Regions from separate parts of the Homo sapiens genome. Here regions 1, 2 and 4 are each linked to region 3. The links are chromatin loops, found by intact Hi-C in ENCODE. Cell type or tissue: heart left ventricle. All regions are shown on one strand.

Evidence for each region. Hi-C counts contacts between places; a loop is a spot of excess contacts. Peaks named below come from ENCODE experiments on the same cell type or tissue, not always from the same donor. Only the 100,000 strongest peaks of a DNase experiment are listed, where the experiment ranks them.
Region 1: a loop joins it to region 3, with 8 times the contacts of the local background. A loop is called at or near these places in 16 of 110 quality-filtered maps.
Region 2: it touches region 3 in a loop (4-fold over the local background); 9 of 110 quality-filtered maps call a loop at or near these places.
Region 4: a loop joins it to region 3, with 2.7 times the contacts of the local background. A loop is called at or near these places in 14 of 110 quality-filtered maps.

The regions. Positions count from the first base shown.
Region 1 is chr7:67,480,979-67,488,978 of GRCh38, reverse strand. No RefSeq gene overlaps it. Among named protein-coding and RNA genes, the nearest start is that of LINC01372, 150 kb to the right of the region's middle. In heart left ventricle, CTCF peaks have their summits at 4,348 and 4,562 (motif pointing left); a DNase peak (open chromatin) is centred at 4,569; H3K4me3 peaks cover 416 bases.
Region 2 is chr7:67,513,913-67,521,912 of GRCh38, reverse strand. No RefSeq gene overlaps it. Among named protein-coding and RNA genes, the nearest start is that of LINC01372, 180 kb to the right of the region's middle. RefSeq lists a silencer at 6,650-6,861. In heart left ventricle, no CTCF peak of the experiment used is centred here; a DNase peak (open chromatin) is centred at 3,252; H3K27ac peaks cover 349 bases.
Region 3 is chr7:67,614,436-67,622,435 of GRCh38, reverse strand. No RefSeq gene overlaps it. Among named protein-coding and RNA genes, the nearest start is that of LINC01372, 280 kb to the right of the region's middle. In heart left ventricle, a CTCF peak has its summit at 3,075; a DNase peak (open chromatin) is centred at 3,055; H3K4me3 peaks cover 519 bases; H3K27ac peaks cover 1,113 bases; H3K27me3 peaks cover 1,929 bases.
Region 4 is chr7:67,368,020-67,376,019 of GRCh38, reverse strand. No RefSeq gene overlaps it. Among named protein-coding and RNA genes, the nearest start is that of LINC01372, 36 kb to the right of the region's middle. In heart left ventricle, a CTCF peak has its summit at 4,041 (motif pointing left); a DNase peak (open chromatin) is centred at 3,996; H3K27me3 peaks cover 2,466 bases.

The DNA of each region.
Region 1 (8,000 bases), 130 kb after region 3:
GTCTGTGAGTTTACAGAGACCAGTCTTAATTAGCACTCTCTCTACTTTGTTTCAAAATAATGGTCCTTCCTGAACCTTCCACAAACTCTTCCTCAGTGGACTCCAGCTCATATCCTGTTGTTAGAGGTAAGTTCATATCAAACCATAATTTTGTCCTCCTGCAGCCAGTATTCAGGTGTGTTCAGGGATGGGGAGTTTACCAGGTGACATGGTTCTCAGACCCATAGCATCAGCATCACCTGGGAACCCATTAGAGATGCAAATTCTGGCTACTCATAATCCCAGCACTTTGGGAGGCCAAGGCAGGAAGATAACTTGAGGCCAGGAGTTTAAGATCAACCTGGGCAACAAAGTGAGACCCAGTCTCTACAAAATAAAAATGTTAAAAACAAAAAACAACAACAAAAAAAGCTAGCCAGGTGTGATGGTGCATGCCTGTAGTTCCAGCTGCTCAGGAGGCCCAGGCAGGAGAATTACTTGAGCCCAGGAATTTGAGGCTGCAGTGAGCCATGATCATTCCAGCTGCCCAGCCTGGGCAACAGAGTAAGATCCCATCTCCAAATAAAAAATAAAAATTTAAACTAAAAAGAGAGAGATGCAAATTCTTAGACCCCGATTCAGACCTCCTGGAGATGGAGCCCAGGAGTCTGTGTTTGTTTGTTGTTTGTTTTGATTTGTTTTGTTTTGAGACGGAGTTTCGCTCTTGTTGCCCAGGCTGGAGTACAATGGCGCGATCTCAGCTCATCACAACCTCCGCCTCCCAGGTTCAAGTGATTCTCCTGCCTCAGCCTCCCGAGTAGCTGGGATTACAGACATGCGCCACTAGGCCAGGATAATGATGTTATCAGAGCCCACCAGTGTTAGGACACAACATCACAGCCTCTATAAAACCCGACATTGCAATGACGGCACACTCAAACAACACAACAATTTCCAGCATCTCAGCATTACAATCAACATAAGTCACAGGCATCGTGGCCTCCATCAATGACAACCAGGTCGCTATGACCATGCAAACAAGGTCACAGCCATCACACCATATGGTAACACACCATAACATACCATATGGTAACACACCATAGCCATTGCCAGAATTACATTATTGTTTTGTGCATGCTAGCACCCTCTTGTCCGCTACCCCATGACTGGGGGTCCACAATGGACTTGGGAAAGATGGCTTATCCAGGAACCTATACTACAGGACTCACTGCCACAAAGCTCTCAATGGCCATAGGGTTTGTGAAGGCTGTCTGTGGTCTCTGATTCCCAAGGATGCTGAAATTGACATTGAGAATCAGGCTTCCTGTGTTGCCATGGAAAGTCTCCTCGTCAACTATTCCCAAGCCCAGAATGAGACGTCACTGTTCATCTCAGAGGAGAGGCACCTATCAGCTTCTTATCCACACCCGCGGAGGAGAGGCTGTGGCCCTCCAACCAGGAACTGCTGGTCATCCGGAAAATCCACTTTGATGAGAACATCCTACTGTCAAGACCGTCTCCAGGTTGCCAGACCACAAGATGATTAGTCAGTTTCAGGGAGGCTCCTAAAAGGGGTGTTAATGGCTCAGACAAATGGATAGCAATGATGATTTTTACAAGACCACTAATAAAATAGAAGCAATGTTGTGGTTTGTTTGATTTTACCTGCTCTCGTGGCCTCTTAGCCTCACCCTCAAATATGGCCCATTGTGAAGATAATAGCACCAATTAACCCCGGCCTAATAGCTGTGATTAGACCAGGACTCTTCTAGAACTAGAAGCTAGTAGGTTTGCAGGGATAGGTGGGCAGCTTTCAGACGGTCCTGCCACTAGCAGATGCTCATGAGGCTGCCGGTCTCAAAATAGTAATTATAAGTTTCCCTGGACCATAAGCCGGAACTATAAGCTCCACTCCTGGCCAGGCGTGGTGGCTTATGCCTATAATCCCAGCACTTTGGGAGGCTGAGGTGGGAGGATTGATTGAGGCCAGGAGTTCAAGACCAGCCTGGGCAACACAGCGAGACATCATCTCTACCAAAAAATATGCATATATACAAAAATTAGTGGGGCATAGTGGTGTGCACATGTAGTCCCAGCTACTCGGAAGGCTTATGCAAGAGGATCGCTTGAGCCCAGGAGTTGGAGGCTGCAGTGAGCTAGGATCACACCATTGCCCTCCAGCCTGGGTGATACAGCAAGACCTTGGCTCTAAAAAAAATAAATAAAAGCTCAGATAGATCCTAAAGCCTGCATTCCTGTTTTGCTGATATATGAACAAAACCAAAGATGTCCCCCACCCTCAAGTGACCCCTGAATGGAATCCACCGTGTCTTTTGCTCAGCCTGGCAATTAAAGCCAACATCAGGACATGCACAGGGCTCTGGAAAATACACTGGGCTGGAAGTCAAGAAAGAGGAATCCGAGGGCCAGTCCAACTGCTTGTTAAGCCTCAGTTTTCTCAGCTAGAAGAAATGGGAGGGGGATAATTAAGTTTTGCAGTTACGGCTATATCATGAATCACTCCAAACTGAGCAGTGTAAAACACCCATTTCTTAGGCTCACAGATTCTGTGGGTCAGGAATTAAGACAGAGCAGAAGGGGAATGGCTTATACCTGCCTCACGGTGTCTGGGGCCTTAGATGGAGGATTTTAACAGCTGAGGCTAGAACAGCTGGGGCTTCTCCAGCCCTGTCTCTACATGGTCTCTCCTTGTGACCCCTTCTGCACGGAGGCTTCTTAGTGTTTCAAAGACACGTGTCCTGACAGAGAGGCTGAGGAAGCTTCGCCACCGTAGGTGACACAGCCTCAGAAATCACATTGCAGCTGGGCACAGTAGCTCACGCCTGTAATCCCAGCACTTTGGGAGGCCAAAGTGGGTGGATCACCTGAGGTCATGAGTTCGAGAACAGCCTGGCCAACATGGTGAAACCCCATCTCTACTAAAAAAAAAAAAATAGCTGGCTGTGGTGGTATGTGCCTCTAATCCCAGCTACTCGGGAGGCTGAGGCAGGAGAATCACTTGAACCCGGGAGGTATAGGTTGCAGTGAGCTGACATCGTGCTACTGCACTCCAGCCTAGGCAACAGAGTGAGACTCCATCTCAAAAAAAAGAAAAAAGAAAAAAAAGAAATCACACTGCATTCGTTTTGCAGCTTTCTATTAACTAGGCCATTAAAAAGTCCATCCAGGCCAGGTGCAGTGGCTCATGCTTGTAATCCCAGCACTTTGTGAGGCAGAGGCAGGTGGATCACTTGAGCTCAGGAGTTCCAGACCAGCCTGGGCAACATGATGAAACCCCGTCTCTACAAAAAAAAAAAAAAAAAAAAAAATTAGCCAGAAGTGGTGGCACGTGCCTGTAGTCCCAGCTACTCGGGAGACTGAAGTAGGAGGATCACTTGAGCCCGGGAGGTCCAGGCTGCAGTGAGCTGTGATCGTGCCACTGCACTTCAGCCTGGGCAACAGAGTGAAAGCCTGTCTCAAGAAAAAAAAAAAAAAAAGCCAATTCATATCCAAAGGAAGGAAATGTAGACCCCCACCTCTCAATGGAGAATGTCAGTGTCACATCGTAAGAAGAGCATGGGATGGGGTAAGATCAGTGTGGCCATTTTTGGAAAATACAGTATGCCCCAATAATATCTTCCTTAAAGAGCCCGCGCAAGGATTAAGCGCTGTGTGGCTGTAAACTCACTCGGGTGATGTAAAGTATTGCCTTCATATAGCCCGTCTAGTTGAAAGAGGCAGTGTGTACCTAAATCACTCTAATTCAAGAAAGCACATGAAAGAGATGAGTTGCTACAGACGGGGAGATTAATAAGGATGTAATGTAATTAGGAAGAATGAACAGGTGGACAGACCAGGATGAATGAGAGAAAGTCCTCTGCAAATAGTCAAGGGCTTGGTATTTCAGTGATTGCGATAATGATGGCTGTAATCTGGAGAGAAATATAGGAAGACACATGAATTGCCCAACTTTTTTACTCTTGGAAAAAAACATCACTTCCCCATCCCAAATCTAAGATGCATTTTTTTCCATTCAGTCAATCATTCATCCAACAACTATTAATGGAGGGTCTAGTACCTGCCAGGCATGATAGAAAACTGGAAGATGAAAAATACTTGGTGTCAGCTCTTAAATGACCGGTCCAAAGTGGGTACAGACGGAGAAAGTTGGCAAATGACACATGTATACGCTGCACCCCGCTGCACCCTGCTACTTTTCCCAGGTTGAATTCGACTCTGGAAAACAAATCCCCACCAGCTAGGGCTCTTGTCCTTGCTCAACCTCCACCAGAGAAGGACGCTAGTCCCCAGCCACAGCTAGGTTGCCCTGCAGTTTCCTTTTCTCTCTCCTTTTTGGCACTTCTCTAGCTCCTGCCCTTCCTCCGGGGCTGGCCTCCGCGGTCACGATCCCCATGTCCGCCTCCAGTCCTTCTTCCCCACCCAACCGGGGGTTAACATTTTCTAATGTTCCCTGCAGGGTTTGAAGTGCAGCTGTTACTGCCATTTGGAAATGGCTTTTTCAAAAAAAAAAAAAAAAAAAAAAAAGCTCAGCTCCTTCTTGGAAACACCCACAGTGCCATCCTCTGGCGAAAGTCAGGAATTCCACCTGCTGCAAGCTTCACGCTGCAATTAGGGGATGGCCTTTAAATGTCTCCTTGGAGATACTTGCAAAGAACTCCCCCGCTCCGCATGTGACCTCTCTATCTCCCGCAGCAGGAGTCTAGAGGTTAGTTCTGCTTCCCACGTGGAAATTCTAGGAATTGAAAGCAAGTTGCCAGGGAGGCTGGGTCCTCAAGGAAAAAAGGAGGAAGGGATGTTACAGCCCCAGGATATGAGAATGAAACTCTTTATTCTCTCTTTTGGTCAGCAGGCGAGAGGTTGTTTGTTTGTTTGTTTGTTTGTTTGTTTGTTTTTGAGACAGTCTCACTCTGTCACGCAGGCTGGAGTGCAGTGGCACGATCACAGCTCACTGCAACCTCCACCTCCTGGGTTTAAGTGATTCTCCTGCCTGCCTCAGCCTCCCGAGTGGCTGAGATTACAGGCATGCGCCACCGTGCCTAACTAATTTTTGTAATTTTAGTAGAAATGGGGTTTCACCATATTGGCCAGGCAGGTCTCGAACTCCCGACCTCAGGCAATCCACCCGCCTTGGCCTCCCAAAGTGCTGGGATTACAGACGTCAGCTACTGCACCTGGCCAGCAGGTGAATTTATTGTGCAAAACAAGAGTGGAGTGAGTTGGAAGACTCTCTCCCCAGACATGGGTTCACTGGCAGAGGAGTGATGCTTGGAGAGACAAACACGCAGTGAGGCCAGTACCCCGATTGGAACTCAGTCTGCATTGGAGCTTTCTGCCCAAGAAAAAAAAGGAATTAAGAAATCTTAGGCCTCCCAAAGGCCAAGAAGGGACGATAACTTGAGGCCAGGAGTTCAAGACCAACCTGGGAAACATAGCAAGACCCCAACTTTAGTTAAAAAAAAACAACAGCAGATGTTTACATGTAGGTCATACTTGTTGGTATCTGGTATTTTCTCCATAAGTAAATTTAGATTCACCTATTCATTTGTCTAGATTCATTTGTTCCTTCAACAGATAGTTTTTGGTGCCTGGCGCTAACCCAGTGCTAAGAATACCAAATACACAAAAGTTCCTGTGTTTGTGGAGGAAAAGGAGACACAGAATAAAAAAAAAATAGGTAAGTAAACCACATAGGATATTAAGAAGGTGCTAAGTAAAACAGCCACAGCCACAAAAAGCAACAAGGAGTGATGGGGTGGTGATGGGGGAAGACCTGGAGATGGTGAGGAATAACCTTTGGCTTCTGGAGGAGAGAGGGAACTCCAGGCAGAGGGAACAGTGCGCACTAAGTCCCTGAGATGGGAGGGTACTCGCCATGCTTAAGAAACCATCAAGGAGCCAATATGGCGGCAAGAGAGAAAGTGAGAAGAATAGATGAAGAAGACGCAGAGAGATCTCTGGGTCCAGATACTATAGGAACTTGCAGGCCATTACAGATGTTGACTTTTCCTCTGATGAAAGGGGATCCTTGCAGGGTTTTGAGGACCTAGTCTGATTTCTATGTTAACCTCTGCACACATTCTGCTGCACGTTCAGGGCACAGTGGTAGAAATGGTACAACAGTTGGGAGGCTGTTACAGTAATCCAAGCAAAAAGAAGAGTGTGGATTGGACCAGGGTGGTAGCAGTGTGGGTGGTAAGAAACAGCTGGATTCAGGACACAGTAGTCCCTGGTTTCAATTACCTGCAGTCAACTGTTATCCGAAAATAGTAAATGGAAAATTCCAGAAGTCAACAATTTATAAGTTTCAAATTGCATGCTGTTCCGAGTGGCGTGATGAATTCTCTCACCATTCTGCTCTGTCACACCCAAGATGCGAATCATCCTTTTGTCCAGTGGATCTATGCTGTCTACACCACCCACCCAATAGTTACTTAGTAGCTGTCTCAATTATCAGATGGACTGTCATGGTATCACAGCATTGGTGTTCAAGGTCAATAGCAACCTAACGCTATGTCACGATGCCTGAATCATCCACCTCACTTCTTCTCAAGATGTAGGTGTTTTATCATCTGGTATCATCACAAGAAGAAGGAAAGGTACAGTACAATAAGCTATTTCATGAGAGAGAGAGATCACATTCACATTACTTTTACTAAAGTGTATTATTATAAGTTGGGTGCAGTGGCTCACACCTGTAATCCCAACACTTTAGGAGGCCAATGAGGGTAGATCCCTTCAGCCCAGGAGTTAGAAACCAGTCTGGGCAACAGAGCGAGACCCTCATCTCTACAAAAAAAATTGAAAAATAGCCAAGCGTGACAGCACACGCCTGAAGTTCCCAGCTATTCAGGAGACTGAGGTGGGAGGATCACTTGAGCCCAGGAGGTGGAGGTTACAGTGAGCAGTCATTGCACCACTGCACTCCAGCCTTGGTGACAGAGTGAGACCCTGTCTCCAAAAAAAAAGGATATTATTATAATTGTTCTGTTTCCTTATTATTGTTGATAATCTCTTACTGTGCCTAATTTATAAATTAAACTCTATCATAGGCATGTAGGAAAAAGCATAGTATCTATAGGATTCGGCACTACCCACAGTTTCAAGCATCCACTGGGGGTCTTGGAAGGTATCCCCTGTGGATAAGCAGGAAATACCGCATGTTGTGATGGTGGAACCAAGTATGGATAATACTGTAAGGTCAGATGTGCTGCAAACAGAAAGAAGGTAGGCAAGGAGGACTCCAGGGTTTTTAGACTGAGCAGCTGCAAGGCCTCCATTGCCATTAAGTGAAATGCGGATGGCTGCAGGAGGAGTAGGTTTGGGGGAAAGATAAAAAGTCCAACATTGAAGCGTTAACATCTCCAGCAGATGCCAATGTAACTATGCAGAACCACTCGATTGGAGTATCTTCCCCCATTCAGGCACTACATAAACACTGGCCCAGAAGATACGGTGCTAACTGGTTTCAAAAAGTTAGGCTGGGGTGTAGTGGCTTGCGGCTGTAATCCCAGTACTTTGAGAGGCCAAGGCAGGAGGATCTCTTGAACTCAGGAGTTCAAGACCAGCCCGGGCAACATAGGGAGACCCTATCTCTACAAAAATTTAAAAATTAGCCGGGTGTCGTGGTGCACGCTTGTGGTCCCAGCTATTTGGAGGCTGAGGTGGGAGGATCGCTTGGGCCTGGGGTCTTGAGGCTGCAATGAGCCATGATCACACCACTGCACTCCAGCCTGGGCAACAGAGCGAGACTGTCTCAAAAAAAAGGAAGAAAGAAAGAAAGGAAAGAGGCTGTATGGGTTAAGAAAACAGGCCACCCTGCAAAGGCTAGCCAAGAGCTGAAGCTCTGATGGAGAGAAGGTTGTATAATGTTGGCAAGTTCAGACATAGCAGGAGAAAAGGCCAGGAAGCTAAGACTAGGGGCAGCTTCAGAAACATCCCATGATCCCTCAGAGAGGACAAAAGCCACCCCGGACCCAAAGGCAAAAAAGAGTAGGTTTGAG
Region 2 (8,000 bases), 100 kb after region 3:
CTAAAAAAGAGGAAGATATAATGAGTCATGTTAAGCTCCCCATTCCCATAATAGCCTGAACTAGTTTTTCAGGTTAACTTTGGAATGCCCTTGGCTGAAAGGAGGGGTTCATTCAGATAGTTGGTGGTGCTTAGAATTTTATTTTTGATTTAAAAAAGTAAAGATAATGTTACAGGAAAGGGGTCTCCATCCAGACCCCAAAAGAGGGTTCTTGGATCTCACACAAGAAAGAATTCAGGGCGTGTCCATAGAGTAAAGTGAAAGCAAGTTTATCAGGAAAGTAAAGGAATAAAAGAACGGTTACTCCATAGACAGAGCAGCCCTGAGGGCTGCTGGTTGCCCATTTTTATAGTTATTTCTTGATTATATGCTAAACAAAGGATGGATTATTTGTGCCTCCCTTTTTTAGACCATATAAGGGAACTTCCTGACATTTCCATGGCATTTGTAAACTGTCATGGTGCTGTTGGGAGTGTAGCTGTGAGGATGGCCAGAGGTCACCCTAATGGCCATCTTGATTTCGGTGGGTTTTAGCCAGCTTCTTTACTGCAGCCTGTTTTATCAGCAAGGTCTTTATGACCTGTATCTTGTGGTGAACTTCTATCTCATCCTGTGACTTAGAATGCCTTAACTGTCTGGGAATGCAACCCAGTAGTTCTCAGCTTCATTTTATCCAGCCCCATTCAAGATGGAGTTGCTGGCCGGGCGAGGTGGCTCACACCTGTAATCCCAGCACTTTGGGAGGCCAAGGCAGGTGGATCACAAGGTCAGGAGATCGAGACCATCCTGGCTAAGAAGATGAAACCCCGTCTCTACTAAAAATACAGAAAATTAGCTGGGCATGGTAGCAGGCACCTGTGGTCCCAGCTACTTGGGAGGCTGAGGCAGAAGAATGGTGTGAACCCAGGAGGCGGAGCTTGCAGTGAGCCGAGATTGCGCCACTGCACTCCAGGCTGGGTGACAGAGTGAGACTCCATCTCAAAAAAAAAAAAAAAAGATGGAGTTACTCTGGTTTACACACCTCTGACAATAACATCTTAATGTATGTCCCTGAGTTGATTTTCAGTGGCTTGGACCCCCACTAGAGAACCCTGTGGAACAGATCAGCTGGCACTAGACCCCAGATAAGGGGAAAGTGAAGACCAAACCTTAACTATCACTCTTTATTATAAGTTTCTTCCTGAGGGGCTTGAGGAAAGTCAATCCCCCTTGAAAGCTAACTTTCTTTTTTCTGTCGACTTTAAATTTTTAAACAAAGCTTCTCTATCTTAACCAATTGCAAATCAGAAAATCTTTGAGTCTATCTACAACCTGTAAGCCCCCGCTTCAAGATATCCCACACTTTTAAGCTTAAACCAATGTGTAACCTCCATGTATTGATTTATGATTTTGCCTGTAGCTTCTACTTTCCTAAAATTTATCTCTGCCTTTAAAAACTCTTGCCTGCAAGCCATTGGGGAGGTCAGGTCTTAAGTATGAGCTACCCAATTCTCCTTGCTTGGTGTCTTGCAATACATGCTTTCTTTTCAATTGTTGATGAAAAAAGCCAAACTCTGTAAAATATTTGAAGAGGTTTACTCTGAGCCAAATATGAGTGATTATGGCCTGGAACACAGTCTCAAGAGGTACTGAGAACATGTGCTCAAGATGGTGGGGTTACAACTTGGTTTTATACATTTTAGGGAGAGAGAAGCTACAGGCAAAGACATAAATCAATACATGGAAAGTATATATTGGTGTGGGCTGAAAAAGCAGGATATCTTGAGGGTGTGGAGCAGGGCTTCCAGGTCATAAGTGGATTCAAAGATTTCCTAATTGGCAATTGGTTGAAAGAGTTAAGCTTTGCCTAAGAGTTGAAGTCAGCATAAAGAAATGCTTGAGTTAAGATAACAGGGGTTATGGAAGCCAAGGTTCTTGTTACGTAGATGACACCTCTAAGTAACAGGCTTCAGAGAAAATAGATGGTAAATATCTCTTTTCAGATCTTAAATGGTGTCAGACTCTTAGCTAAATATCTCCTTGATCAGAAAAAAGACCTAGAAAAGGAAGCAGATTCTTTTTTTTTTTTTTTTTTTTTTTTTGAGACGGAGACTCGCTCTGTCACCCAGCCTGGAGTGCAGTGGCGCAATCTTGGCTCACTGCAAGCTCCGCCTCCCGGGTTCACGCCATTCTCCTGCCTCAGCCTCCTGAGTAGCTGGGACTACAGGCGCCCGCCACCACGCCTGGCTAATTTTTTGTATTTTTAGTAGAGACGGGGTTTCACCGTGTTAGCCAGGATGATCTCGATCTCCTGACCTCATGATGTGCTGGCCTTGGCCTCCCAAAGTGCTGGGATTACAGGCATGAGCCACCGTGCCTGGCCCAGGAAGCAGATTCTTTACAGAATGTAGACTTCCCCCACTAGAGACTGCTTTGCAGAACCATTTCAAAATATGTTAAAGAAATATATTTGATTTCCTTTAGGGCCTGCTATTTGTCATGTGATGCTATACCAGATCAGGTTGGAATTTGGTATCTTATTGCCACAGAGTCTGTTTTGTGGTTTCATTATCTCTATTTTAATGTTAGTGCTGGTCAGTTGTGCCTAAACTCCAAAGGGAGGGGGTAAAACAGTGCATATTGGACCTCCCCTTCACCTCATGGGCTGAACTAGTTTTTCAGATTTTCTTAGGATCCCCTCAGCCAGGAGGGGGTTCGTTCAGTTGGTTGGGGGACTCAGAATTGTATTGCTAGTTTACGCTATTGTTGCAAAAACCTCAGTGTGGATATCTAGTTTTACTGCACCAGGTAAGTGAGCCCCAGTTCAGTCCTATTACAAGAATCCAGTTCTGTGGCTAGTGGGCCACCTGACTGCAAAAGCCAGCCCCAGACAGAACCAAAAGATGATGTCCACAGAGCCCCTCCTAGGAATCTGCAGGCTGCCCCACGTGACCCAGGTCCCTCAGCTCAGCAACACCGTGAGGCAAGAGTACAGGACATCTGACTTCTGTGCAACCCTGGCTTTGCTGTCTCTCCTCAAGTGAAAGTTCTTTTTTGAGAGGCAGGGAGGCCTTGGGCAAATCCCTTCCCTCTCTGGCTCGCTGTTCCTTTGTCACTGAGATCAAATGAGAATGGGTTTGGCCTTCCTAGAAACTCAGGAAACAGGAGCTATAAATGAGAATGGGTTTGGCCTTTCCAGAAACTCAGGAAACAGGAGCTATAATTAGTGACAATTGTTACCGGCTCTGTGCCAGGCTGCCTGAATGGTTCCCTGCTTCCTCTGGGATCGAGGGGCCCAACTCAGGGAGGGCCTGGATGGACCCACCCAAATCTCAGTCCTTCCAGCTCCCTGCTCCTCTATCACCTTCATCTTTAGACTGAATTTCCATCTAGAAAGAGCAACCTCAATCTCGGCCCCTGCTTCCCATGCATCCCTGAAGTCGTCTCTAGGATGTCAGCTGGACATAACCAGTGTGCTCAGTGTAGGCAGAGAATAACGCTCTGTTACAGCCTTTCTATGTACCCCATTTATCCTAATGTAAAACTATATGATATTTTAAAAGTTAAAATTGTGATATGTATCTCAATTAGCTACCCACGGCCCAACTAAGCAGAGGCAGTAGGCTGGGTGCAAGGGAGCCGTGGGGCCCACAATGAGAGATGGGAACCCACAGACATCCTACCAGGTGGGCCAGAAGTTAGGGAAGCCCAGCTCTGGTCTGAAGTGCCCATGAGAGCAGCTCCAGAACTTTCCCACATTGAAGGCTCCTGGCTTCATTACATTGACAACGTGGCCTCAAATCTTCCTGTCCTCGTGGGAAATGCATTTCTTAGGAAATTGTTCTATAGCCAGTGTTTCTCAAAATTGCATTTGAATACCAGAGATGTTCAAAGCAGGGCAGAGGATGCAGCGATGCCCACTGGGGCCCATTGAGGGGGTTCTGGGTTAATTTCTGGTGTTGCACTAGGGAGGCAGGAAAGTGGGCATGCTGGTTTGTGAAAAGGGCCATGAAAAGTGTTTCTCTCCTGTTGAAATGTACACACATATTATTGCCTTTTTTCCCCATAATCACTCACTCAAACCAAAGCCTTATTACTTTAAAAAAAATGATAGAGCATCCTAACAATAGTCCATAATTACTTTGCAAATGATTATCTGGAGTAATTATGCCATTAGTCCAAGTGCCTTCTTCCACTTCAAAGATTTCTCTCTCTCTCCTTGGTGTCATCTATTTGGCTTAGGGAATGAGAGGGAGCTCCCAGGAGCCTGAGTGATAGGAACCCAGGCTGTAGGCAGAGGATTCAGAGATGCTTCTCTTAGTGTGTCTATTGTCAAACCAATTATTCCTGCAAATGGCACCTTAGCAGACCACTAAGGCCGTCTTCCCAAGGGAAACAGATTAACCATCAGCCTGACAAAATTCAGGCAGCTGCCTTGAAGGATTTCTGGCCACACTAGATAGAGAAAGGGGCCTTAGAACCATCTTTGGCTTTACTGATCAGTTTGGATTGACAGGCTGTGACCATGTGAAGGTCATCCCCTACCCATAATTAATATATCCAAGTGGGGTTGTTACAGGGAAGGGGTCCCGAACCAGACCCCAAGAGAGGGTTCTTGGATCTCATGCAAGAAAGAATTCGTGGCAAGTCCATAGAGTAAAGTGAAAGCAAGTTTATTAAGAAAGTAAAGTAATAAAAGAATAGCTACTCCATAGACGAGCAGCCCTGAGGGCTGCTAGTTGCCCATTTTTATGGTTAATTGTCGATGATATGCTAATTAAGGAGTGGATCATTCATGGCTCCCCTTTTTAGACCTATAAAGTAACTTCCTGATGTTGCCATGGCATTTGTACACTGTCTGGGCGCTGGTGGGAGTGTAGCAGTGAGGACGACCAGAGGTTACTCTCGTTACCATCTTGGTTTTGGTGGGTTTTGGCCAGCTTCTTTACTGCAGCCTGTTTTATCAGCAAGGTCTTTATGACCTGTATCTTGTGCTGACTTCCTATCTCATCCTGTGACCTGAAATGCTTTAACCATCTGGGAATGCAGCCAAGTAGGTATCAGCCCCATTTTACCCAGCCCCTATTCAAGATGGAGTTGCTCTGGTTCACACTCTTCTGACGGGGTGATCTTCTGTGGTTCCTGTAAATCCTGAAGGGGGGGACAAAGTAGCACAGACCACCTTTTCTCAGGTGCCTGTCCTGTGTCAGCTCCTGGACTGGGCACTTCACTCATATTAGGTAGTAATCTGTGCTGTATTTATTGCCCCCGTTTTACAGGTGAGAAACTGAGGCTTAAAAAAATGATGAACTCACACTAGGGTGAAACTCCATCACAAAAAAAAAGGAGAAAAAAAAAAGAGCTCACTATCCAAAGTCACACAACTGGGAAGCACCAGTGCCAAGATTAACACACAGATCTGTCGACCTGCAAACTCAGTGTTATTTTCTTTACAACACTCCGCGCTATCATTCTAGCTTCAAGAAAACAGGTTGGTCCTGGGTTCAATGCATCATTCACTGTTGCATGACGTTGTCTGAGTAGTAAATTCGCTTCCCTGAGCTTCCGTTTCTCACCTGCAAAATGGAGCCGATGATACTTCCAGAATAAAGGACTACATTAGGAATAGGTTAAAGATGAATGTGGAATGCACCATGATGGAAGAACTAAGGAAACCTTGCTGGTAATCATTTGAGTTTGTGTATCTGAAATTGAACCAGAGGCTCTAAGCCAGGAAAAGCAATACCAGGGCTTTACGAGCTCAAAGCAGTTTATGCCAAGCTTATTATAACCATCACTACCACTATGACCACAATCATGACAGGTACCATTTAGTAAATGCTTACAAGGGGCTGGGCATTGTGTAAAGTGTTTGCATTTATTTAATATTGTTTCTGACTAATATGCCAGCAACAGAGACATGAAGTAACACTGGCTCATAAACAAAATTGAGATTTTTCTTTTTCTCCTATAAAAAAGTCCAAAGGAAGGCAGTCTATGGAAGTTGTGATGATTCCATAAAACCATCCACGCCTAGCCTTCTCCAGTGTTTCTGTCCCAGCATCTTTAATGAATGGCTTTTATCCTGGAGATTATCCCATAGTCAGAAATGGAGCCCCAGGCATCATGCCCATGCTTCAGGCAGGAAGAAAGAAGATGAGGTAGTGGGGAAGCAAAACACCCCCTTTAAAGAGCTTTTCCAAATTCCCACCTGATAATTTCTGATTCAATCTCATTGGAAACCCCATCACCAGGGAGATTGAGAAATAAGAATTTTTAGCCAAGCAAGACCTACCTTCAAAAATATAGGGCTCTGGCTGGACACAGTGGCTCATGCCTGTAATCCCAGTACTTTGGGAGGCCAAGGCGGGTAGATCGTCTGAGGTCAGGAGTTACAGACCAGCCTGGCCAACATGGTGAAACCCTGTCTCTACCAAAAATAGAAAAATTAGCTGGGTGTGGTGGCCCATGCCTGTAATCCAGCTACTCAGGAGGCTGACGCAGGGAATCACTTGAACCTGGCTGGTGGAATTTGCAGGGAGCCAAGATCACGCCACTGCACTCTAGCCTGGGTGGCAGTGAGACTCCATCTCAAAAATAAAATAAAATAAAATAAATATAGCTCTGTAACTAAAGAAGAAGAGATTGGACATTGGGTAGTAGCTTACTCCATTTGTGCAGCTATAACAAATTACCATAGACTGGGTGGCTTAAACAACAAATATTTATTTCTCACAGTTCTAGAGGCTGGGAAGTCCAAGATCACAGTGCCAGCAGGCTGGTGTCTGGTGAGGGCCCAGTTTCTGGTTTGCAAATTGCTGCCTTCTCCTTATATCCTCACACAACAGAAAGAGAGCTAGAGAGCTCTCTGGGGTGCCTCTTATAAGGGCACTACTCCCCCTTCACCCTCATGACTTAATCACCTCCTACAGTAAATTCCTATCATTTTATGTTGCATCCGTATCCATTCTGAATATGTTTAACTTTTTCAAACCTGAAGCAGGACTCACTCCCCCTTGACATGGTTTCTAGTTCTACACCTCCTTCCAGTTCCTCCATGTGGTCAATCCAGATATCTACATGTAATGAGAATGATACAACAAAGGTTCCTGCCTAGGCCTTAGAGGTAGAAAATCATACTCAAATGGCCCAAGGCAGATAACCTCAGGCGGGCAGATAACCTGAGGTCAGGAGTTCGAGATCAACCTGGCCAACATGGTGAAACCCGTCTCTACTAAAAATATAAAAATGAACTGGGCATGGTGGCAGGCACCTGTAATCCCAGCTACTCAAGAGGCTGAGGCAGGAGAATCACTTGAACCCAAGAGGCGGAGGTTGCACTGAGCCAAGGTCGTGCCACTGCACTCCAGCCTGGACGAAAGAGCAAGCCTCTGTCCCAAAAAAAGAAAAAAAAAAAAAGGCTTGTCCCACCTCTCCAGGCTCCATGCCTCTGGCTTCTCATTCTCGTACCCACCCTGCACAGCACAGTTTCTCAAAGTGCTATCTGAGAGCCCCTACATCTAAATAGGCTGAAATGCTTGTTAAAATGTAGATTCCAGCCAGATGCAGTGGCTCATGCCTGTAATCTCAGTGCTTTGGGAGGCCAAGGCACAAGAATCCCTTGAGCTCAGGAGTTCTAGACCAGCCTGGGCAACAAGGTGAAACCCAGTGTCCACAAAAAATACAAAAAATTAACCACACGTGGTGGCAAATGCCTGTCGTCCCAGCTATTAATACTCAGGAGGCTGAGGCAGGAGGATTGCTTGAGCCCAGGAGTTTGAGGCTGCAATGAGCTGTGATTGTACCACTGCACTCATCCTGTGCGCAGAGTGAGATCCTGTCTAAAAAAAAAAAAAAAAAAAAAATGCAGATTCTGACCAAGCATGTGGCTCACACCTGTAATCTCAGCATTTCGGGACGCTGAGGTAGGAAGGATGTTTCAGTTTCAATATCAACTTCTGTGTCCAAATCTCCCCCTTTTTTGAGAGACGAGGTCTCGCTATGTCACCCAGGCTGGAGTG
Region 3 (8,000 bases):
GGTGAGAGATGGGTTAGCTAGCTGCCAGCAGACAAAACCCCAGAAGAGGTGCTTGCATTTGAAGTCTTCCTGTTCCAGAGCATGTCAGGACAAAGCATCCATGTGTGTCTCCTATGGACCAAGTGTGGTTTTAGACCTCATCCAGGAGGGCTGCAGGGAGAGGCAGTGGACTTCAGCAGAGAGAAGCTAGAGGCACCTCTGGAAGTGAAGCAGCATCGTTGTCTAGGGTAAATACCCAAGGTTCGTTTTCTCACAGCCACAGAAAACTAGGATGCGGACACACCGGAGTGAGGTTAAGAACAGAAGTTTAATAGGCAAAAGAAAGAGATGAGCTCTCTCTGCTGCAGAGGGAGGGGTCCTGGGGAAATGGGTTGCCACTTCTACAGTGAAATCCAAGGGGGTTTATAGATGAACTTGAGGTGGTGTCTGATTTACATAGGGCACCAAAGATTGTTTGGACCAGATGTGCCATTTGCATAGGGCGGGAAAAACCTGGCTGCCCCCACCCTAATCTTTTACTATGCAGATGAGCTCTTTGCCTGGCTGGTACCATGTTGCCTGTTCCTTACTGTACACGTGGTGACAAAGAAAAGGGAAGATAAAGCCTCCATGTCGAACATACCTGGCCCCAGGTAGCCCTTTACTATGGGCACAGCTGCCAGCATTCTCCTGTGCAAGCTTCCAGCTTGCTTATTTATGTTTGCAGCTTGATTTTTCAGGCTGCCTTTTGTTAGAAAAGAAATGATTTGGGGGTGGCTTTTTTGTTAAAAGGGAAATTGCACCGAGGACTCTGTTGCCCTTACTATCTGCCTAAATAATTTCTTTCTATCTCCTGTATCAGAAGTTTAGGGGCCAGATAGAGTGAGAAATGGATTCAAGGAAAATGCACCATTCGCACCAAGGGAACTGCAGGTGGGAAGCCTCAGAAATGGAAGAAGGGTCTCCAAAGAATCAAAGCATCCACAGAAGTGCCCCCAAAAGGGGACATTCGAGGCAGAGTGTCACCTGATGGTTGTCAATTTCCAGGCACACAGATGGTTGCTTCCACTTCACCTCCTCTCGCTCTTCATAACCGCTTCCCATCAGGGTCAGAAGGTCCAGGTAGAAAGATCACAGAGGAGGAGGAAGAGAAGCAAGAAAAGAGAGGGGACAAAAAACGGCCCCGTGCCTGAATTTTCTATCTGCACCAGCACAACAGGGAAGCATGAGGCAAAATCAGCTTTAAATTAGGTTGAGAATGTTGGTTATCACATGAGACTGGGACTCTGTTTTATAACTTAGATTGGCTACAGGAGTTTTCCTTCCCTACAAGCGATCGGAGGAGTCCAGAGGCTTGCCCCTGGCCATGAAAAAACAATCCCCATGTAACTGCCCAGACAGAGCCCGTTCATCTTGCCCGATGCCCAGACACAGCCAATTTATCAAGACAGGGGAATTGCAGTGGAGAAAGAGTAATTTACACAGAGCCAGCCGTGCGGGAAACCAGAGTTTTATTATTAAATCAGTCTCCCCAAAAACTCAGGGATCAGAGTTTTTAAAGATAATTTGTCAGGTGTGGGCTTGGGAAGTGGGGAGTGTATGATTCCATCTATAGGGGGTCAAAGTGAGTTTTTTCTTGCTGTCTTCTGTTCTGGGTGGGATTGCCGAACTGGTTGAGCCAGATTACCCGTCTGGGTGGCGTCAGCTGATCCATCCAGTGCAGAGGCTACAAAATATCTCAAGCACTGATCTTAAGTTTTACAATAGTGATGTTATCCCCAGGAGCAATTAGGAGAGGTTGAGACTCATAGAGCCCGAGGCTGCATGAACCCTAAACTGTTATTTCTAATCTTGTAGCTAATTTGTTAGTCCTGCAAAGGCAGACGCGTCCCTGGGCAAGAAGGGGGTCTTTTCAGGAAAGGGCTGTTATCAATTTTGTTTCAGAGTCAAACCATGAACTGAATTCCTTCCCAAAGCTAGTTCGGCCTATGCCCAGGCATGAACAAGGACAGCTTAAAGGTTAGAAGCAAGATGGAGTCGGTTAGGTCTGATCTCTTTCACTGTCATAATTTCCTCAGTTATCATTTTGCAAAGGCGGTTTCACCCACCACCCATGGGAGCAGACTTAAGGGGACAGCGAGAGACACATACAGATTTGCTTTATGGTGACGGCCCATGCTTTGTGTTACTTAAACAAATGCAGCATGAGCAAAGCCACGTAAAACCCCAAGGGGGGAAACTTTACACAAACTTCTTGATTTCCTGGTGCCTCTGTGCCCTAATATGAAAGCAGAAAGAAAGGAAGAATTTTGGCTCTGGCTCTCTTTGAGAGTTTTAAGAAGATAATGAAGAATTTGGAAGGCTGAGGCGGGCAGACCACTCAAGGCCAGGCCAGGAGTTCTAAACCAGCCTGGCCAACATGGTGAAATCCCATCTCTATTAAAAATACAAAAAAATTAGCTGGGCGTGGTAGCGCACACCTGTAATTCCAGCTACTAGGGAGGCTGAGGCAGGAGAATTGCTTGAACCCACGGGGCGGAGATTGCAGTGAGCCGAGATCGCGCCACTGCATTCCAGCCTGCACAGCAGAGCGAGACTCCATCTCAAAAAACAACAACAAAAAAGAAGATAATGAAGAAGAAGGGATATCTATACCTAGACTCTGGGCTAAGCCTCTTTCCCATGCTGGAATATTTAATCGGTGCCTAAAACAGAGAAATGCAGTGAGATGTCAGATACAATCCGATGAAAGAAAAGCATTTTTGTCTCAATGGATGCCCTCAGACTAGAAATCTTCATTTATTGCTCGGCTGATAGGGAAGGAAGAACAAAAGGGCCAGACAGAACTCCTGGATTCAATCAGCTCTCTCTTTTATATTATTTTCTTTTTCTTCAGAAGCACTTTTCACCACCTGGCAATATTTCCCCTTTTAAGCCAGGATTTGTGCTTTTAAAGCTTTATAAAATGTGCAGTTCAGGCTTCGTTTTCCTGGCAGGCAGAACTATTCTGTATTCCCAGGGCCCTCCCGTCCCCGGCAGCAGTTCTCTCTGGCTGATGTCACCGTGCGGAGAGGCAGCGCCATCACCTGCCCAGAACACATTCCCTGCAAACCAAGCCAGCAAAAGGCTCGTGGTGAGCAGATGTTTCTGTTTAAGGCTGATAGGAAGTGCAGGGACCATTTTTCTCCCCGTCAGTTTTCAAGTGCAAGAAGCAGCTGTGTGCCAGGAACACAGACCTGGATTCTAACGAGGTTCGGGGCTGAGCTGGGCCCCCCGAGACAGAGGCCCGACCAATAGTAGGATGAGGTTATTCACCAAACCCAGGAGAAAGCAGGTGACAGGCAATTTAAAAAGAGTCTGGAGGAGGAATGTCTTGTTTTCTGGGAAGAGGCTGGATATTTTTTTGCAAGCATAATCAATGGGAATGGTTGACTTAAAGTAATCTCTGCTAGGGATTGTTGTGCAGAGGAAAGGAGGGGCTGCTGATTTTTCCATGAATTGTTTGCCGCCCAGAGCACACTCTTGCATTGAACACAGCCCACACTTCCATTTCCAGAACCCTAACCTACAGCTTTTCAGAGATTGTACAGGCAGGTTGGTGCAAAGTGGCCTGACAGTCCGCTCACGTAATATCAACGAGCTCAGGTTAGCACTCACTGCATTCTGTTATAACCTCGGGACAAACCAGGAGCCCTCACACCTCCACCTGTGAAAACACTCCTTCCAACGAAGTGTTTCCCAAGCCCCTTGAACTGGCAGAGTCAACACAGGCTTTGCAGAAACACTGATGGATCCAAACAACCAAATATGACTTCGCAAACTCAGATTCTAGCTCATAGGAGTTTCTGCTATGATCGTTATGGTAGCAGGAAAACAAGTTTCTGATGTGGTTTTAGGGTGAGAAAATTAAAATGAAGAAAATTCCTAGCCATCGACTTCAATTTTTCTACAAATTGGAAAAAGACTGCAATTATTCTTTAAATAGAAGGTTATAGAAACAAATCTTTCATTTTATAGTGAAAACCCCACAGACATAGAATAAAATCCATCTGGGAAAAAAAAAAGACATTCATTTAAATTCACTGTAAAATATAACTGCTTAATATTAGAAACTCTCCTATGTGCACATGTGATAAGGGAGGGAGAGTGTACCAGAGAAAATAAAAGACATTGCATTTACTGAGTGATTAATACAGATCAGAAAGCTTTCATACATATTATCCCATTTCATCTGCACTACAATTCTAAGAGGTAGATATTATTATGCAAATTTTGCAGATGCAAAAACTTAGGCTCAGAGAGTTTAAGTAACTTGCCTAAGATAATAAAGCTACTAGGGCTGGGCACGGTGGGTCATGCCTGTAATCCTAGCACTTGGGGAGGCTGAGGCCCGCGGATCACCTGAGGTCAGGAGTTCGAGACCACCCTGACCAACATGTAGAAACCCCATCTCTACTAAAAATGCAAAATTAGCTGGGCATGGTGGCGCATGCCTGTAATCCCAGCTACTTGGGAGGCTGAGGCAGGAGAATCGCTTGAACCCAGGAGACGGAGGTTGCAGTGAGCCGAGATCATGCCACTGCACTCCAGCCTGGATGACAGAGCAAAACTCCTTCTTGGGAAACAAAACAAAACAAAAACAAAAACAAAAAATACAGCTAGTAATAGTGAGGTCTGGAGAGTTGTCCAATTAAATAACTTTATAAATCTGCTTACATGAGTCATATAATGGGAAATCTGCTTCCATGAGTAATATAATAATAGGAAAGGAAACCCTGTATGTATTAGGCAGTATCATGTCTATATCACACATTATATTAGATTTCATACAATACTTTGTGTTATATAAAATATATGTGTGTGTGTGTGAGAAGGAACTAAAAGTTTCCTGCAATACTCAAAGATAACTACCTTTCTTCTGTGTATATATGTGTGTGTGCACACACACATTTAAAATGGAATTGTTAGGCCAGGTGCAGTGGCTTACACTTGTAATCCCAGCACTTTGGGGAGCTGCGGCGGGTGGATCACAAGGTCAGTAGTTCGAGACCAGCCTGGCTAACATAGTGAAACCCCATCTCTACTTAAAAAAAAAAAATACAAATTTAGCCGGGCGTGGTGGCTGGCGCCTGTAGTCCCAGCTACTCGGGAGGCTGAGGCAGGAGAATCACTTGAACCCAGGAGGCAGAGGTTGCAGTGAGCCAAGATCACACCATTGCACTCCAGCCCAGGTGACAGTGCAAGACTCCGTCTCAAAAAAAAAAAAAAATGGAATTGTTACCGGTGCTGAATCCATACAGGTCTGCAGCAATCTGAATTCTTGCCTCTTCTGAAGAAAGAATTCAACCAAGGGGCATAAGGGACAGGGAGGGACTCAGGTAAGTTTTAGAGAAGGAGTGAAACTCTGTTAAAAAGTTTTAGAGCAAGAATGAAAGGAAGTACACTTCCCTTGTAAGAGGACAAAGCGGGGGACTTGAGAGATCAAGTGCAGTTTGACCTCGGACTTGGGGTTTTCTAGGTTGTTCTGCTTCCGGAGGGTTTCGTCCCTTCTCCTCTGATTCTTCCCATGGGGTGGGCTGTCCATGTGCACAGTGGCCTTCCAGGATCTGGGAGGGGCCGCATCCACAATGTGTTTCCTGAAATTGTACGCATGCTCACTTGAGGCATTCTTCCCTTACCAGTCAAGTGTTCCTAGAGGAAGATCATATACCAGTGAAACTCCACCATTTTGCCTCTTAATGCGCATGCTTGAGCCCACTTGCCCAACTCCTGAGGTCTTACTGGGAAGCTGATCACCAGTTTCAGATTTTTCTGTCTATTGGGAGACTGCCTTTCCTTGGTGCAGGCTGCAACCGATTATTATTTTAGAGAGTTTAACAACCACCTGACCACCACCTGATGGTCGCCTGACATTCCTGGTGGGGTCGGGGGGCTCTCCTGCCCTTCTCACGTCTGTCTGATTACCTACTGGGACAGAATCATATTGTACATGCTATTATATCATCTGCATTTTCATTTTACATGCTCTGGTCATGACCCTCCATCTTCCTCACTGTTTTTCATTGTCCCATTATACTCCATTGCATTCTTGTACCAAATTACTTTTAACCATTCCTCTATTGGATAGATTGTATCTGATTTCTGTTATAAACAATGGTGTAATGAATATCCTTGGAAATAAACCCTTGCCTATACCCAGAGTTACTCTTTAGAATAAATTGCTACAAATGAAATTTCTAACTGAAAGAATAAGAACATTTTAAGATTTTTTGATAGGAATATTGTAAAATCATACGTCAAAAAATTGTGCCAGGTTAAATCAGTGTGTACAAGTTCCCATTTCCTCAAACTCTTACCAACACTGGCATTGCCTTTCCAAAAAAATATCATTTTTTTTTCCTTTGAGACGGAGTCTCACTCTATTGCCCAGGCTGGAGGGCAATGGAGTGATCTCGGCTCACTGCAACCTCCATCTCCTGGGTTCAAGCTATTTTCCTGCCTCAGCCTCCTGAGTAGCTGGGACTACAGGTACACACCACCACGCCCGGCTAGCTTTTGTATTTTTAGTAGAGACAGCGTTTCACCATGTTGGCCAGGTGGGTCTTGAACCCCTGACTTTGTGATCCATCCACCTCGGCCTCCCAAAGTGCTGGGATTACAGGAGTGAGCCACCACGCCCAGCCCAAAAATGTCAATTTTATAGTAAAAATATACATCTAGTTGTTTAAATTTATTTATTTCCTAGTAATACTGAGCTATTTTGATGTTTCTTGGCAATTTGCATATCATCTTTTGGGAATTACCATTTATGTCTTTTGCTGATTTTTTTAACTAGGTCAATCATCTTCTATTTTATTGATTTGTACACTTTCTCGATATATTAAGATCATCACACTTTTTCCGTAATATATGCTGCAAATAGATGTTCCAGCTCATATTAAGCCATTTTTCTGTTTTACCGTGGTAATGTTCCAAACTGCAACTTTAAATGTTTAGTTTGTCAAATGTATCAATCAACCTTTAAATTTCCGTCTTTGACTGGAACATTAAAATCAATGCATGTATTATCCTAGCACTCTTATGCATTCTGAAATTTAATTTTCAAACAGTAATGTATTGACTAAAATCATTTATCTCACTTTATTAATACATTAGGTTATTACATATACTTAGGTCTATTTGTGCGTTTTAGACTCTTCCTTTGATTTACTTGGGTCTAAGCCAGGGCCACTGGCTCAAATCATTGTAGGTTTACAGTATGTTTTCATATCCAGTCACTGGAAGCTACTTCTTTCTAGCTGCAAAGCCTACGTTTTTCCAATAGAGCCTATCAGAGGATTTGGGGAGAAGGTTGTTACCACGATGGAGTTATGAAGAAAAACTCTTATTTTGAAATTACTTCAACTCTTATTATGAAATTACTTCATAATTTTCACCAGAGCTGGTCCTGCCCAGGAAAGTGAAATGAACAGAAGATTGACTGAACTGCAGATACCAAACTGAGACTATCTTTATGGAGTTGCAAAAGATTAATTCCATCTTGGCAACATTAATGGAAATTAATGGAGGACTAGTATTGTGTGCTGAGAACTGTGCTAGATAGTGGAGACATGCGAATGAACAAGACAGAATATGTGAAGCCAGGTGTGGTGGCTCACGCCTGTAATCCCAGCACTTTGGGAGGCTGAGGCAGGCAGATCACTTGAGGTCAGGAGTTCGAGACCAGCCTGGCCAACATGGCGAAACCCCCTTGCTACTAAAAATACAAAAATTATCCAGGCGTGATGGCGCATACCTGTAGTCCCAGCTACTTGGGGGGCTTAAGGCAGAAGAATAGCTTGAACCCAGGATGGGGAGGTTGCAGTAAGCCGAGATCACACCACTGCACTCCAGCCTGGGCGACAGAGCAAGACTCCATCTCAAAAAAAAAAAAAAAATCACAATATGTGATTTCAAAAAGGTCACAGAAAAATGACATGTATATGAAACCAGACACATGTGTATCTGTACATTTTGGTGTC
Region 4 (8,000 bases), 250 kb after region 3:
ACACCTGTAATCCCAGCTACTAAGGTGGCTGAAGTAGGGACAATCTCCTGAACCCAGGAGGCAGAGGGTGCAGTGAGTCGAGATCACACAACTGCACTCCAGCCTGGGCGGCAGAGCAAGACTCTGCCTTGGAAAAAAGAAAAAAAAAGAACTGGTATTGGAACCAGGGAAATAAGCACCAACCAGGCATGACACAGATGTTGACATGATTCTACAATTGCGCTGTTGCTCTTTGAAACCATTCTGGGAGCTAAAAGGGCATCTCTAGTCAGGCAACAGAGGGGAGGCTTCCTTGAGAAAGCTGCATTTCACCTGAGATCACCAGAAAGGGAGATCATGAGATGAGGGAATGGGGAAAAACGAGGAAATGAGAAGTATTAGGAGGTATCAGCTTCCTATGGCTGCTGTAACAAATAGCCACCAACTCAGTGGCTTAAAACAACACAAATCCATTCTCTAACTGTTCTGGGGGTCAGAAGTCTTGAAATCAAGATGTTGAGAGCTTGCAACATAGAACTCCTGGGCTCAAGCGATCCTCCCACCTCACCCTCCCAAGTAACTGGGACTACAGGTACGCACCACCACGCCCAGCTAATTTTTTTACATTTTTTTTGTAGAGACAGGGGTCTCGCTATGTTGTCCAGGCAGGTCTTGAATTCCTGGTCTTGAACAGCTGTGTTCCTTCTGGAGGCTTTGCAGGGAAATCTGTTTCTTTGTCTCCAACAACTTTTAGAGGCTTCCTGCATTCCTTGGCTGGTGGACCCTTCCTCTAACTTCAAAGCCTACAGCATAACATCTTCACAATCTCTCTGCGTGTGTATGTGTGTGTATGTGTTTCTCTCCATCTCTCTCTGTCTCTCTGTCTCTCTCCCTCTACTCTCTCCCTCTGTCTCTCTCTTTCTCTCCCTCTCCTCTATTTCTCTGTCTCTCTGTCTCTTTTTCTTTCCCTCTCCTCTATTTCTCTCTCTCTCTGTCTCTCTCTCTCTCCCTCTACTTTTTCTTTCCCTCTTCTCTATTTCTGTCTCTCTCTCTCTCTCTGTCTCTCTTCCTCTACTCTCTCTGTCTCTCTGTCTCTTTTTCTCTCCCTCTCCTCTCCCTATTTCTGTCTCTCCCTGTCTCTCTCCTTCTCCTTTCTCTCTTTCTCTTTGTGTCCCCCTACGCTTTCATCCATCCTCACATCCCTCTCTCTCTAATTCTCCTGCCTCCTTCTTTCCTGTATAAGAACTTTCATGACTACACTGGACCCATGTGGATAATCCAAGACAATATCTCCATCCCCAGATCCTGAACATAATCACAACTGCAAAATGCCTTCTGCCATATAGGCTACCCTGTCCACAAGTTCTAGGGATGAGAATGAAGACATCTTTGGGAGCACGTTATTCCACCTACTACACAACAAATATAGTGATTTCCTTTTTCAAGAACAAGAACACTTTTCTGGGAATGCAGATACACTGTTGGTGGGAGTGTAAATTAGTTCAGCCATTGTGGAAAGCAGTGTGGCGATTCCTCAAAGGGCTAAAAGCAGAACTACCATTCAACCCAGCAATCCCATTACTGGGTATCTACCCAAAGGAATATAAATCATTCTATCATAAAGACACACGCACGGCCAGGCGCAGTGGCTCACGCCTATAATCCCAGCACTTTGGGAGGCCGAGGCAGGCGGATCAGCTGAGGTTGGGAGTTCGAGACCAGCCTGACCAACATGGAGAAATCCTGTCACTACTAAAAATACGAAATTAGCTGGCCGTGGTGGTGTCATGCCTGTAATCCCAGCTACTCGGGAGGCTGAGGCAGGAGAATCGCTTGAACCCAGGAGGCAGAGGTTGCGGTGAGCCCAGATCACGCCATTGCACTCCAGCCTGGGCAACAAGAGCAAAACTCCATCTCAAAAGAAAAAAAAAAAAAAAGACACATGCATGTGAATGTTAATTGCAGCACTATTCAAAATAGTAAAGACAAATGTGGCACATATACACCGTGGAATACTATGCAGCCATAAAAAAAGATGAGTTCATGTCCTTTGCAGGGACACGGATGAAGCTGGAAACCATCATTCTCAGCAAACTATCACAAGGACAGAAAACCAAACACCGCATGTTCTCACTCATAGGTGGGAATTGAACAATGAGAACACCTGGACACAGGGTGAGGAACATCACACACCAAGGCCTGTTGTGGGGTGGGGGGCAGGGGGAGGGATAGCATTAGAAGAAATACCTAATGTAAATGTTGAGTTGATGGGTTCAGCAAACCAACATGGCACATGTATACATATGTAACAAACCTGCATGTTGTGCACATGTACCCTAGAACTTAAAGCATAATAAAAAAAAATAGTAAACACGTGGAATAAACCCAAATACTCATCAATGACAGATTGAATAAAGAAAATGTGGTACAGATACACCATGGAATACTATGCAGCCATCAAAAAGAGCAAGATCATGTCTTTTGCAGGGACATGGATGGAACTGGAGGCCATCATCCTTAGCAAACTAGAGCAAGAACAGGAATACTGAAATATAAAATACTAAAAATACCAAAATTAGCCAGACATGATGGCACACACCTGTAATCTTAGCTACTCCAGAGGCTGAGGCAGGAGAATCGCTTGAATCACGTGTTCTCACTTATAAGTGGGAGATAAATGTTGACAACTTATGAACACAAAGAAGGAACAACAAACATTGGGATCTATGTGAGGGTGGAGGGTCGGGGAGGGATAGGAGCAGAAAAGATGACTAGTGGGTACTCGGCTTTAATACCTGGGTGATGAAATAGCCTGTACAACAAACCCCCATGATATGAGTTTACCTATGTCACAAACTTTCACATGTACCCCAAACCTAAAATAAAAGTTAAGACCCAGTGCGGTGGCTCATGCCTGTAATCCCAGCACTTTGGGAGACTGAGGCGGGCGGATCAAGAGATCAGGAGTTCAAGACCAGCCTGGCCAATGTGGTGAAACCCCGTCTCTACTAAAAATACAAAAATTAGCCAGGTGTGGTGGCGCCCGCCTGTAGTCCTAGCTACTCGGGAGGCTGAGGCAGGAGAATCACTTGAACCTAGGAGGCAGAGGTTGCAGTGAGCCAAGATTGCACCATTGCACTCCAGCCTGGGCAACAGAGCCAGACTCCGTCAAAACAAAACAAAAAAAAAGAGATTCGCCTGCCTCAGCCTCCCGAGTAGCGGGGATTACAGGTGTATGCCACCACATCTGGCTAATTTTTGTATTTTTAGTAGAGACAGTGTTTTACCATGTTGGTCAGGCTGGTCTCAAAGTCCTGACCTCAAGTGATCCACCCACCTCAACCTCCCAAAGTGCTGGGATTACAGGTGTGAGCCACTGAGCCCGGCCTGCAACCTAATAGCTTTTTTCCCCCAGGCAAAGCCAAGAAAAATCCCCCTCGCTCCTGACTTCCATGTAAGATTTCATCAGAATGAAAACATCTTGTAATTAGATAGTGGTGATGGACCGGGTGCGGTGGCTCACGTCTGTAATCCCAGCATTTGGGGAGGCCGAGACGGGCAGAACACCTGAGGTCAGGAGTTTGAGACCAGCCTGGCCAACATGGCGAAACCCTGTCTCTACTAAAAATACAAAAATTAGCTGGTCACGGTGGTGCACCCCTGTAGTCCCAGCTACTCAGGAGGCTGAGGCAGAAGAATCGCTTGAACTGGGGAGGCGGAGGTTGCAGTGAGCCGAGGTGGCTGCCACTGCACTCCAGCCTGGGCGACAGAGTGGGACTCCAACTCCAAAAAAAAAACCATAGTGGTGATGGCTGCAGTCTTGTGAATAGCCTAAAAATCACTGTACGCGTTTAAAGGGTGGATTTTATAGTATGTGATGTCTACTTCCATTTTTTTAAGTCAGGGGCAAAGGATCTTATCAGAAGAAAGGATTCCAAGGCTAAAAAGAGCATAACTGTGCTGAGCTGGCTGATGTCAAGGCCCCTCTGCACCTGGACTGGTGGCCTCTGAGGCCGACGGGCTGCTCTAGGTTATTCATAGGGAACCAGTGACACCTAGTGTCCAAAGTATGAACAGCAAGAACATAACGACGTCAGGGAGAAGGCAGCCGGGGACTGCTCAGGACAGGGGCAGACACAGCTCCGGAAAACGTTCCCATGTTCCCATCTCCCTGAATTACACACCAGCAGGGTGCAGTTGCTCAAACACAGCCAATGCCCCATTTCTTGTCAAGTGTTAATAAAACATGGTGAGATGTGAACCTAACCACTTGTAATTGCTCTGACAAAAGGAGGACAAGTCTGGCCTCTGAGGGTGACCGCAGCTCACTCCTGGCCCTCTCTGGGTCTTCTAGATCGTTGCCTCAACTGAAAAACGAAGGAAGGCCAGGCGCAGTGGCTCACGTTTGTAATCCCAACATTTGGGAGGCTGAAACGGGAGGATGGCTTGAGGTCCGGAGTTCAAAACCAGCCTGGACAGCATAGTGAGACCCCATCTCTATAAAAAAAATTTTTTTTAATTAGCCAGGCATGGTGGTGCATGCCTGTAGTCCCAGTTACTTAGGAAGCTGAGGCAAAGGATCGTTTGCACCCAGAAGTTTAGAGCTGCAGTGAGCTGTGTTTGCACCACTGCACTCCAGCCTGGGCAACAGAGGGAGACCCTACCTCTGAAAAATTTTTAAAAATAATAATAAATAAATAAATAAATGGGATATTCAGCAAGAGTTGTACACTCAGTACCTGCCTGGCCAGGTGGGCTCCCCTAGATGACCAAGGGGAAAGCAAAGAGAGAGTATGACACTCCAGTACTCCCACCCCCATCTCAAGCACCCACTGTCCAGCTCCAACTGGCCATTCCCCGCAGGAGCCTAGCCCAGGGGGCCAGAGTGTAGCTATCTGTTCATAAGAGTATCCAGAAACCAAGACAATATGTAAAATCTCTCAGGTTTTAATATTGGCAACTGGTTCCACTTTTTTTCAAAGACTCGGAGCAGAAGACACAACATCGCTTAGGAATTACTCCTGCCAAAAATGCATAGCCCATTTGGAAAACATCAGACAAATCCAAATTGAAGGGCATTCTGCAAAACAACTGGCTTGCGCTTTTTAAAAATATCAAGATAAAGAAAGACAAAGGAAGACTGAGTGACTATTTCAGAAGAAAGGGAAGGAGACAGTCAAGATAGCTAAATGCAGTTCATGATCTTAGAGGATATTCTAAATCAAGTGGGGAAAAGAACTATTCGGAAAGGGCAGTATTGGGGACAATTGTCAAAATGTGCATATGTTCTATATATTACATACTAGTATTACATAAGCTGAATTTCCTGAATTGGGTAAGTGCACTTTGGTCTTATAAAATAATGTCCTTATTCTTTTTTTTGGAGGGGGGTGCTGGGGGATGGAGTCTCGCTCTGTGCCCCAGGCTGGAGTGCAGTGGCGTGATCTCAGCTCACTGCAACTTCTGCCTCCTGGGTTCATGCCATTCTCCTGCCTCAGCATCCTGAGTAGCTGGGACTACAGGTGGGCGCCACCATGTCCAGCTAATTTTTGTATTTTTAGAAGAGAGGGGTTTTCACCATGTTGGCCAGGATGGTCTCGATCTCTTGACCTTATGATCCACCTGCCTCAGCCTCCCAAAGTGCTGGGATTACAGGTGTGAGCCACCATGCCCGGCCAGTCCTTGTTCTTATAATATACACACTCAAGCATGTAGGAGTGATAAGCATGACATCTATAACTCTCAAATGGTTAAGGGGGAAATATGTACATATAGAAAGCAAAATGGGCTGGGCGTGGTGGCTCATGCCTGTAATCCCAGCACTTTGGGAGTCCAAGGCAAGTGGATCACTTGAGGTAAAAGAGTTTGAGACCAGCCTGGCCAACATGATGAAACCCCATCTCTACTAAAAACACAAAAATTAGCTCAGCATGGTGGCAGTCACCTGTAATCCCAGCTACTTGTAAGGCTGAGGCAGGAGAATTGCTTGAACCCAGGAGGTGGAGGTTGCAGTGAGCTGAGATTGCACCACTGCACTCCAGCCTGGGTGACAGAGGGAGACTCTGTCTTGAAAGAAAGAAAAGAAAGAAAAAGAAGGAAAGAAGGAAGGAGGGAAGGAAGGAAGGAAGGAAAAGGAAAGAAAGAGAAAGAAAGGAAGGAAGGAAGGAAGGAAGGAGAGAGAGAGAAAGAAAGAAAGAAAGAAAGAAAGAAAGAAAGAAAGAAAGAAAGAAGAGGAAGAAAGAAAGAGAAAGAAAGATAGGAGGGAGGGAGGGAGGGAAAGAAGAAAGAGAGAAAGAAAGAAGAAAAGAAGAAGAGGAAGGAAGGAGAGAGAGAAAGAAAGAAAGAAAGAAAGAAAGAAAGAAAGAAAGAGAAAGGAGGGAGGGAGGGAAAGAAAAAGAGAGAAAGAAAGAGAAAGAGAGAGAAGGAAGGAAGAAAGGAAGGAAAAGAAAGGAAGGGAGGAAAAGAAAGATGTGCCAAAATGTCAATAATGGGTTTTTATGGTATTCTTGCAATTCTTGGTCTTTATACTCTTGATGTTGTATTGTTGTATACTTTATACTATTGTTGCACACAGTGGTTTATACTATTGTAGCAATATGTTTGAAATTACTTCTAATTTTTTTAATAAAGAGACTGAACAGGGTCTGGCCTGGGACCACAGTTTCCACCCTCAGGATTGGTTGCCCTCCAAGGGGCTTGCAGATCTGACACTGAGTGGCACTGCCCAGGCTGGCAGAGCCAAATGGTGGAGAAGCCCCAGCTGTTCTCACCCTTCCCTGCTCCTTGCCAGCCCTTCCCCTCTCTCAGTGGGAGTGTGGCCTCCTCTTGCCCATGATCGGCTTCAATTCTGGGTGCATTCCCAGCCCAGTTGTGCCTCCAGCTTCTTAGGTGACCCTATGTGAGTTGCTCAACCTCTCTGATTCCCAGTTTCCTTACTGGTAAGATAAGACAGCACTTCTAACAAGGTGTCATCCAGGAATGATGGGCAAGGACAAGGAGTGGAAAGGGGAGGGCACCTGGACAGAGAGGCCCTTGGAGTAACACAAAGACCCCGACAGCAAATCTGGGAGGGCAGGGTAGAAAAAGTGAGGGAGGAAGAGAAGAACAGGACACAGGCCAGGAAGATAACGGGACCCTTCCCAAGGCTCCCACCCACCCAGGAAAAGGGAAGAAACCTCAGGGCCCCAGGTTCTGCAGCCAGAGCTCACCCAGGAATTACCAGGGGTTGGTGTTTTCCATGTAGGTTAATTATCATCCTCAGTCCACAGAACGCCCAGACGGCTTGCCTTGCCACATAGCAAGAAGAGTTCTTGATGCTAATGCCCTGGGGGTTGGAGGGGCTTCACAAAAACTTACCTGGTAAGGGCTATGCAATAGCAGCCACCTCTGCTGGGAGTCTTAAAAGACACCAGGTTTAATGCCCCGGTGTCATTTCTATGTCTCCCATGGTTGGTGCCATGGGGCCTGGCGCATAGAAAAAGCTGTTTTAGTGGTTGATGACTGAGTGATTAATAAACATGTTAATTGCCTCTAAAAATGGGATAGCCAGCAAAGCCTAGAAATGACGAGCCCTGACCCCAGAGCCCACATGCCCAGATTTAAATCCAGGCTCTGCTGCTCTAGCTGGGTGGCCTCATTGGTGAGCCTGATTGCCCCCATGTCTTAATCAGCTCTGGCTGCTATAACACATACCACAGACTGGGTGATTTACCAAGAAACATTTATTCCTCATGATTCTGGAGGCTGGGAAGTCCAAGATCAAAGTGCCAGCAAATCTTATGTCTGGTGAGGGCTCACTTCCCAGTTTACAGCTGCAACCTTCCCATTGTGCCTTCACATGGGAGAGCGTGGAGAGGAATCATCTCCTTCCATCTGCCTTGTGTCTTTTTTTTTTAAGAGACAGGGTCTGTCTCTGCCCAGGCTCGAGTGCAGTGGTGCAATCATAGCCCACTGCAGCCTTGAACTCCTGGGCTCAAGCGATCCTCCTGCCTCAGCCTCCTCAGGAGCTGGGGCTATAGGCG